2 separate regions of the Homo sapiens genome follow, and region 1 is linked to region 2. The links are chromatin contacts, found by Hi-C or POLR2A ChIA-PET in ENCODE. All regions are on one chromosome and are shown on one strand. Each heading gives the region's core, a stretch centred on a gene start or an enhancer-like site at or near the end of the contact. The rest is flanking DNA. Distances are from core to core; before and after follow the strand shown. Region 1 holds the start of SLC7A6 (solute carrier family 7 member 6). Region 2 overlaps LOC100505942 (a long non-coding RNA gene).

Region 1 (4,356 bases), core at 1,673-4,172, 740 kb after region 2:
GCCAAGGAAACATGGATAGGGGATAGGGTCCCAGCCTGAATTTTGTAGTCCAGAGCCCAGCCGGTACCCAGTTCTGTCTTAACTCAGCCCCACAAGCTGGGGCGCCAGACTTTGATACACCAGGGGCCACAAGAGGGCGCCCTGAACCCTCTCACTGAACCACCTGTTAGCCAAACCTGGAAGGACGAGGTGACCCAGAGTGGGGGTAAAAATGCCTGTGGTAAAAATACTGGGGTCCAGCTGCAGCTCTGGCCTCAGTAAAAGGATGACAACATGAAAGGGAGCTTCACCCCAGGCCCTGCCCAACCTGACTCCCTGCTTGGCCCTGACACCCCCCTACTCATGGCACCCCACTCATCCCTGACCCATTTTAGCTTCACCATCACCCTCAGTTTCATAGCTGCAGAGAGAAAGGGCATGGAATCAGAGGAGGCTTAAGGATCAGCATACTAGGGTTCAAATCTCAGCTCTACTAGCTCCAGCCAAGTTGTCTGGGGAGCCTCCTGACCCTCAGTTTCCTCATCCAAAGAATGGGGACATCTGGGTGCATTGGCTCACGCTTATAGTTCCACCTACTCAGGAGGCTAAGGTGGGAGGATCGCTTGAGCCCAGGAGTTTGAGACCAGCCTGGGCAAGACTTTATCTCTAAAGGTGAAATAGGCCGGGCGCCATGGTTCACGCCTGTGAGCCCAGCACTTTGGGAGGCCAAGGAGGGTGGATCACATGAGGTCAGGAGTTCAAGACCAGCCTGGCCAACATGGTGAAACCCCATATCTACTAAAAATACAAAATTAGTCAGGTGTGGTGGCACATGCCTTGTGGTCCTAGCTACTCTGGAGGCCGAGACAGGAGAATCACTGGAACCTGGGAGGCGGAGGCTGCAGTGAGCCAAGATGGCACCACTGCACTCCAGCCTGAGCAAGACAGAGCGAGATACATCTCAAAAAAAAAAAAAAAGATGAAATAAATCTGTAGTCCCAAGTAGGAAGCTGAGGCAGGAAGATCGCTTGAAACCAGGAGTTCGAGGCTGCAGTGAGCTATGATCACACCTGTGAATAGCCATTGCACTCCAGCCTGGGCAACAGCAAGATCTCTAAAAGCAAAAGAAAAGAATGGTTACAAATAAATGTATCCTGCAGGGTGGTCCTGAGGAACACTGATGGTGTTGGAGAACATCTGATTCAGGGTGTGGTGTACATTGGGCTTTCAGCTGATGGGCTACGTAACTGGGTATGAGACTGCAAAGCCAGACGGAGCTGGCATATGGTGTTTTTTTTTTTTTTTTTTTGAGATAGACTTTCGCTCTTATTGCCCAGGCTGGAGTGCAATGGCGCGATCTCGGCTTACTGCAACCTCTGCCTCCTGGGTTAAAGCGATTCTCCTGCCTCAGCCTCCTGAGTAGCTGCGATTACAGGCATGTGCCACCACACTCGGCTAATTTTGTATTTTTAGTAGAGACGGGGTTTCTCCATGTTGGTCAGGCTGGTCTCGAACTCCTGACCTCAAGGTGATCTGCCTGCCTCAGCCTCCCAAAGTTGTAGGATTACAGGCGTGAGCCACCAGGCCCGGCTGAGCCGGCATACCTTATATGAAGCTGTGGCAGGGACACGTGGGCTGGGTGCTGACACAAGTGTCCAGAGCTGTCCTTCTGCTCAGCCAGGGAGGCCGGAGGAACTGATCTGGGAGGCAAAGGGTGCAACTCGATTGATCCAAATATATACGTCCACTCACTGACACTTAGGGGAGGGGTTCCAAGCAGAGGGCAGGAGGGCAGCACCAGCGAGGATTCCTCAAGTATTGTCATCCCAGGCCTGCAGAGAGGAGAATGGAAGGGTTTTAGGCAGGGGAGATACAAAGTCATCGCAATCTGTATTCTAGGAGCATCCCCTACTCTGTGGAGATGGGGTAAGGGGAGCAGGATAGGGATTGAGAAGCCGTTGTGGCTGGGGAGAAGAAAACGAGGTATAGGCCGTGGGAGGAGTGGGGAGGAAGGGTCTGAGGTGCTACCCATCTCTGGCTGGGTCCCTGTCACTGGGTGGCAGGGAGCAGGGTCTTGGGTATGGTCTGGAACCAGAGGACGTGTACTTGTGGTCATAAGGCTGGGGGAAAAGATTCCAGGGCCCTGGAGAAAGTCAGTGCTTGAGGTGTGGACAGGAAATTTCGGAGGAGGGCTCAGGCGCCCATGAGGTCAGGAGGCTCTAGACAGAGAGCCCCAGAGCCACCAGAGGAAAAGGAACTCGAGAGAAAGATGGAGGAGCAAACAGAGGGAGGGGAAGGGGGCAGGAGGTGCAGCTCCCCCAAGAGGGGGGGCAGGAGGTGCAGCTCCCCCAAGAGGGGTGGCAGCCCTCTTGGGAAGATGAGGACAGAGCCCCAGGGAGGCCTGGGGTTGGCAAAGGGAGCCTGCAGTTTCTTTGTGGGTGCGGGGGCCTCAAGGGCTACGAGTCTGAGCTGTGCGTGTGTTTGGACAAGTCCCCAGAGTGTGTGTCTTCCTGGGGTTCCTAGACTGCGAGTGGCAGTGGCCCGGCGGCGGAGGCCGTTTGGATCCCTGTGTGAGCTGTAGGGGGCGCCCTGGGCGTCGGGCCCAGGTCAAGTGCGAGATAGGAACGGGGTGCGGGGGCCGATGAGAGCTCCCCGCGGGAATGTCCGCTGTGGACGCCCTCGGAGGCCCCATCTAACTCCAGGGCGGCGAGCGTGGCCGGGCCCAGTTCACGGGCTGCTCGAGCCCTGACGAGGCAGCTGGGGGCTGTCTGGCGTCCACGCTCACGTTCTGGGCCGGCGGACCCCGTACCGGCCAGGCCGTGGCGGCCACGGGGGCCCGGAAGCGCCGCCGCCAGCTGGCCCCGCACGGAACTGTGTCCCGACGCGGCGCGCGCTGTCGCGATCCGGCGGCGGGTGACGTGGCGGGGCGGGGCCTGAGCTGCCGCGGCGGCGGCGGCGCGACCGAGCATCCTGGCGGCGCCGGGCCACTGGGAGGTAACGGGCTGGGCCATGGGCGGGCGCGCCGGGAGCGGGGCCGGGGCTGGGCCGCGTTCTGTGGGAGCCGAACCCTGTGGGTCTTCGCTGCCGCCGTCGGGAGCGGGATGCGGCCCAGAAACAGCGCGGGGCTGGCCGATCGGGGCCGCGCGAGAGGCGCTGCGGGTGAGGGGGGGCGCCACGAGGAGAGAGGGACCTCGAGCGTGAGGGCCGAGTGTGGGAGAAACGCTGTATGGGTGCGAGCCCCGGAGGCTGATGGTGACCGCGAGGGAGCCAGTCTTGGGGTGTGCTGGCGACGCGGCGAGTGTGAGGGAGACCGGGGGTGTGTGTGGAGAGGGAAACCCCAGGTGCGAGGGTGACCGGGACGCTGAGTGCGCGGGCCGCGCCGCGAGCGTGAGACTGTGCGACGGTGACCCTGAGTGGGGCTGTGACTGCGCCTCCGACTGCAGGACGGAGAACCTGTGCTGTGTGGCGGCCGCGGTGGGGCAAAGAAAGACGCGGGCTCAGGACCTCAGGAGCCAGGCTTCCTGGGGCTGTCGCAAGAATGACGATTATCATTTTAAAATCAGTCCTTTTACTTTAGAGAATGCCGCAAGGTTTTGTGGCGTGCTGGAGCCTGGAGCGTTGGGCTGCTGGCGCTGGGGAACCCGCGTGCCCCTGGTGATTATGGCTCTTTTGAGCGTCCCTATAGCCTGTCATCTTGTGTGACTATCTCTCCTGAATGTGGGGAGATAGACGTGAAACATTCTGAAAATTCTTTGCTGGGCTCTAAGCAAACATGTTGTGTAATGGTCAGTATAAATAGGAATCAGGGTGTCGGCGAACACGTTTTTGAGTACCTCTTGTATGCCCTGGGCTTGGTGACACAGTTAAAAAGAATTCAGTCTCTGCCCTTGATAGGGGAAAAAGCCAGGGCAGCTCATCTCGCAGGGCGGCTGTTCAGTGCCCAGCCATCCGGGGCTTGTCTCTCAGAACTGCTCCCAGATTTCAGATCTGGGAGGAGCAGACTTGAAAGGCTGTGAGTACTTCCTTATATCAGTTCCACCTCTTTTTGGTGGCGGTGAGGCCTTTTGGGGACCTGCCCAGGCTGCCTGCATTACTCAGGTCCCATGTGTGCTGCGCAGACGGCTTTTGCTTCCCAACTTTGATCTCAGATCGTTATTCAAGTCGTTACACTGGAGTTTATTTTCCTGGCAAGTGTGTGGAAAACCACCAGCCTGATTTTCTCCTCTCTTCCTCTCCTTGTCCTCCTTCCCTATTTGGCCGTGGATGTATTTTTATTGCATATACCGGTTTTATGATCCCCATCTCCCTGGAACTTCTTAGTAGAAGAAATTTCCTGACCTTTGTGCTTCCTGCTGTAATTTCTTGGATGTATATTAG
Region 2 (4,426 bases), core at 1,010-3,509:
CTGGAACTACGCCCTCCTAAGGAGGAACTGGCCAGGGGTGAGGGGCCAGTGGGGAAGTGAGGAGAGACAGGTCCCACGGGCAGAGGTCATCCAGCTGCTGCGTGGACAATGAACAAGGACACCGAGTGATGTGTATCCTTGGCAAGTGATAGTCTAGCCAAGGGCAGGAAAGTGGGCATAGGGAAGAGGGGACTCACTTGGTGGCTGGAGGGTGTCAGGGAAGAGGTCTGGGGAAAGATTACATGGGGACCCAGGAGGGAGGGCAGTTCTGAAGGGAGGAGATGGGGCTGACTTTACACAATGGATTTGGAGGTGTCCGAAGGTCATCCTAAGTGGGGGAAGTGGAGCAAGAGATGTGGGGGATGAGACTCAAGTCATCACTGTGGGAACAAAAAGGAGGCTCTGGCCAGTGCGGTGGCTCACGCCTGTAATCCCAGCACTGTGGGAGGCCGAGGCAGATGGATCACCTGAGGTCAGGAGCTTGAGACCAGCCTGGCCAACATGGTGAAACCCTGTCTCTACTAAAAATACAAAAATTAGCCGGGTGTGGTGGCGGGCACCTGTAATCCCAGCTACTCGGGAGGCTGAGGCAGAAGAATTGCTTGAACCTGGGAGGCAGAGGTTGCAGTGAGCCGAGATGGCGCCATTGAACTCCAGCCTGGGTCACAAGAGCAAAACTCCGTCTCAAAAAAAAAAAAAAAAAAAAAAAAGACTCTGAGGGCCGAGTGCAGTGGCTCATGCCTGTGATCCCAGCACTTTGGGAGGCTGAGGTTAGCAGATCACTTGAGCTCAGGAGTTCAAGACCAGCCTGGACAACATGGTGAAACCCTGTCTGTACCAAAAATACAAAAAAATTTAGCCGGGCATGGTTGTGTGTGCCTGTGGTCCCAGCTACTCAGGACGCTGAGGTGGGAGGATCACTTGAGCCTGGGAGGCAGAAGTTGCAGTGAGCTGAGATCGCGCCACTGCACTCCAACCTGGTGACAGTGAGACCCCATCTCAAAAAAAAAAAAGAAAAGAAAAGGAAGGAAGGAAGGGATGGAAAAGAGAGAAGAGAAGATAAGAGAAGAGAAGAGAAGAGAAGAGAAAAAAGAAAAGAGGCCCTGAAGTTGTACCCTGGAGAGAAGTATCAAGAATGAGGTGTGGCTAGGTGCTGTGGGTCACGCCTGTAATCCTAGCACTTTGGGAGGCCGAGGCAGGCAGATCATTAGGTCAAGAGTTTGAGAGCAGACTGACCAACATGGTGAAACCCCGTCTCTACTAAAAATACAAAAATTAGCTGGGCATGGGGTGTGCACCTGTAATCCCAGCTACTCAGGAGGCTGAGGCAGGAGAATCGCTTAAACCTAGGAAGCAGAGGTGGCAGTGAGCCGAGATAGTGCCACTGCACTACAGCCTAGGCGACAGAGTGAGACTCCATCTCAAAAAAAAAGAAAAAAAAAAATGAGGTAAGGGGGTTGAGCTCCTGGAGGAGCTCACTGAGGGGCATGAAGGGAGATAGCCAGAGAAGCAGCTAGAAATCCTTCTCTTGGATCACAGAAGCCAAAGGACGCTTCAGAAGATGGGGAGGACCAGCTGTGCCCAACACACCTGGAAAGGTCAAAGGAGGAGAGGACTGAGAAGTGGAGGGACAGGGAGCATTTCTCCCTCTTGAAGAGGCTTTGGCATATGGAGGGGGTTTTAATGGTAGTGGTGGGGTTCCCAGGATCCGTGATCAGGTCTGAGTGTCAGCAGAGCTGTCACACAGAACCGAACAGGTTGTGCACTGCACTCTACAGTGACTGTTCTTGAATCCAGGACTGGCCGCCAGGGGCACCCCCTTGAGCTGGCGGTATTTTGCCAAGTCCGTAACTGCAGTGTAGACACTTCCCAGACGGTGGCGCCAAAGACCAACTTTACTTCTTAGGAGCAGAGTCGGGTTCCGCCTGGGGATTCTCAGCCCCAGGTCGTCATCCGATGGGACGGGGGAATTTCCAGATGCCTGGTGGCCGGGTCTCTCCTACCACCACACCCTCCAAATCTCTGTCAGAGCAGTTCACCTAGCGTTAGCAACTCACAGAAATAAACTATGCACCACACACTGCAGCCTTCCTTTGTCAGGGGGCCTGGGCTGAAAGGGTCCCAGGGGAGCAGTTCATCCCATGAGCTGGGAGAGGCGAAGACGTCCCTCCCACTTGTCCCTTAGGAGAAAGGAGTCAGGAAGGAAGGAAGGACGCCCAGCCCAGACCGCGAGACACACAGTCAATCGCCCCACCCCTTGCCCAAACCAGCAGAGCACCGCCCAGCTCACAGCTCCCCCTGGAGGCCGAGGCTGGACTAGCGGGGACAATGACAGCGACACTGGCCAGCCTCAGGCGGTGTCCCCAGGGAAGCGATTGCCAAGCCTAGAAATTTACACCTCCTCAGTGCAGAGGCCAGCCTGGAGATGGCCCAATAAGTAATGGCCATGTTGCTTTTGAAAACGATGCCATGTTGATTGCAAACCATTATTTGTATGAATAAATACAAAGAAGAAAATAAACCAAATGAAAGTACAACGCCCAGAGATGACGGGCATTGTGGCTCTCAGGACCGATGGATGCAGGTCTCACCTGAGGAGATTCCTGCTATGCAGGCTGTTCTGGAACTTTCTCCACTCCACCATGTTTTTTGTTGTTGTTGTTGTTGTTTGAGACAGAGTCTCGCTCTGTCGCCAGGCTGGAGTGCAGTGGTGCGATCTCAGCTCACTGCAACCTCTGCCTCCCGGATTCAAGCGATTCTTCTGCCTCAGCCTCCCGAGTAGCTGAGACTACAGGCGTGTGCCACCACGCCCAGATTTTTTTTTTTTTTTTTTTTTTTTTTTTTGAGACAGAGTCTTGCTCTGTTCCCCAGGCTGGAGTGCAGTGGCGCGATCTCGGCTCACTGAAACCTCCGCCTCCCAGGTTCCAGCAATTCTCCTGCCTCAGCCTCCCGAGTAGCTGGGATTACAGGCACACATCACCATGCCTGGCTTATTTTGTATTTTTAGTAGAGACGGGGTATCCCCATATTGGCCAGGCTGGTCTCGAACTCCTGACCTCAGGTGATCCACCTGCCTCAGCCTCCCAAAGTGCTGAGATCACAGGCGTGAGCCACCGCGCCTGGCCAATTTTTGTATTTTTAGTAGAGACGGGGTTTCACCATATTGGCCAGGATGGTCTCGATCTCTTGACCTCATGATCTGCCCGCCTCAGCCACCCAAAGTGTTGGGATTACAGGCATGAGCCACTGCATCCGGCCTCCACCATGCTTATTATATTGAGTGCCTTTCCATGTTCAGATATAAAACCCTCACTCCCTACCCCGCCCTCACCCCACTCACCTCTCAGACCTCACCTCCTGACCTCTCCTCTAGCCCACATGGCTCAACTACCACTAGCTCATTCTCACCTCCCAGCCCCCCAACCCCCCGCCTTTGCTGTTCCCTCTGCCTGGGACACTCTTCCTCTGGGTTGTTCAGTGACTGTTTCTTTCCTGTCACTCAAGTCTCAGCTCCAATGTCACTGCCTCAAAGAGGCCTTCCCTGACCAACCTGACGAAAGCAGCCCCTCAGCCCCACCACTCCAAACCACATTACCTGGTTTGGCTTCTTCACAGCTCTCCTCTCTCCCTCTCTCTGAAATCATCTTGTTTATATGTTAACTCATTTATTGTCAGTCTCCTTTGGCAGAGTGTAAACTTGAGAGCAGGGGCCTTGCTGAACTGGTCTGTCACTGTGTCCCCAGCATCCAGAATGATGCCAGGCGCATAGCACATGCTCAATCCATGCCTGCCATCCATTTGCAGTGGCTATGGAACATCTCAGGCCTATGTGCACCTCCTTTACCCTCCATCTCCCACTGCGGGACTATGTCATCCCTCTGTCCCTGATTAAACAAGCCAGTACTTTGGGAGGCCGAGGCAGGTGGATCACCTGAGGTCAGGAGTTCGAGACCAGCCTGGCCAACATGGTGAAACCCTGTCTCTACTAAAAATACAAAAATTAGCCGGGCATGGTGGCGCGTGCCTGTAACCCCAGCTACTCGGGAGGCTGAGGCATGAGAATCGCTTGAACCCGGGAGGCAGAGGTTGCAGTGAGCCGAGATCGCGCCACTGCACTCCAGCCTAGTGACAGAGCAAGACTCCATAAAAAAAAAAAAAAAAAAAAAAAAAAAACAGTAGTCAACATCTTTTGGCACAGATGTTTTCCTGCATGAACAGCTATTTCTTTGGGGTAAATTTGCTGAAATTTGGTGAAAGGGAGGTTTGCACTTGCCATCCTGATAAATTCTGAAAAAACTACCCTTAAACTTTTTTTTTTTTTTGAGACAGGGTCTCGCTCTGTTGCCCAGGCTGGAGTGCAGTGGCACAATCACGGCTCACTGCAGCCTCAACCTACTGGGCTCAAGCGATTCTCCCACCTCAGTCT

Evidence for each region. Hi-C counts contacts between places; a loop is a spot of excess contacts on that map. ChIA-PET counts read pairs that join two places held with the same protein, here RNA polymerase II (POLR2A). Pooled maps may share reads with other maps.
Region 1: a pooled map shows a loop between it and region 2 (2.1-fold over the local background). The contact joins the promoter of SLC7A6 here to the enhancer-like site in region 2. A Hi-C loop is called at or near these places in 1 of 50 pooled maps. POLR2A ChIA-PET finds 5 or more read pairs at or near these places in 2 of 52 experiments (HEK293 and PC-9).

What each region holds. Positions count from the first base shown.
Region 1 is chr16:68,261,604-68,265,959 of GRCh38, forward strand. SLC7A6 (solute carrier family 7 member 6) reads left to right here and starts at 2,923. Exons shown (of 11, transcript NM_003983.6): 1 at 2,923-2,973. LOC124903704 (a long non-coding RNA gene) reads right to left here and starts at 2,854. Exons shown (of 3, transcript XR_007065096.1): 1 at 2,765-2,854; 2 at 1,584-1,811; 3 at 1,058-1,093. RefSeq lists a silencer at 2,809-3,088 and an enhancer at 3,461-4,356.
Region 2 is chr16:67,519,377-67,523,802 of GRCh38, forward strand. The region is part of intron 1 of LOC100505942 (a long non-coding RNA gene); the gene reads right to left. It also overlaps a transcript of RIPOR1 not described here. Among named protein-coding and RNA genes, the nearest start is that of RIPOR1, 7.2 kb to the right of the region's middle. RefSeq lists an enhancer at 1,955-2,214. Within about 2 kb of position 2,260, at least 39 of the 41 ENCODE cell types and tissues checked have a DNase peak (open chromatin) inside an H3K27ac peak, as active enhancers do.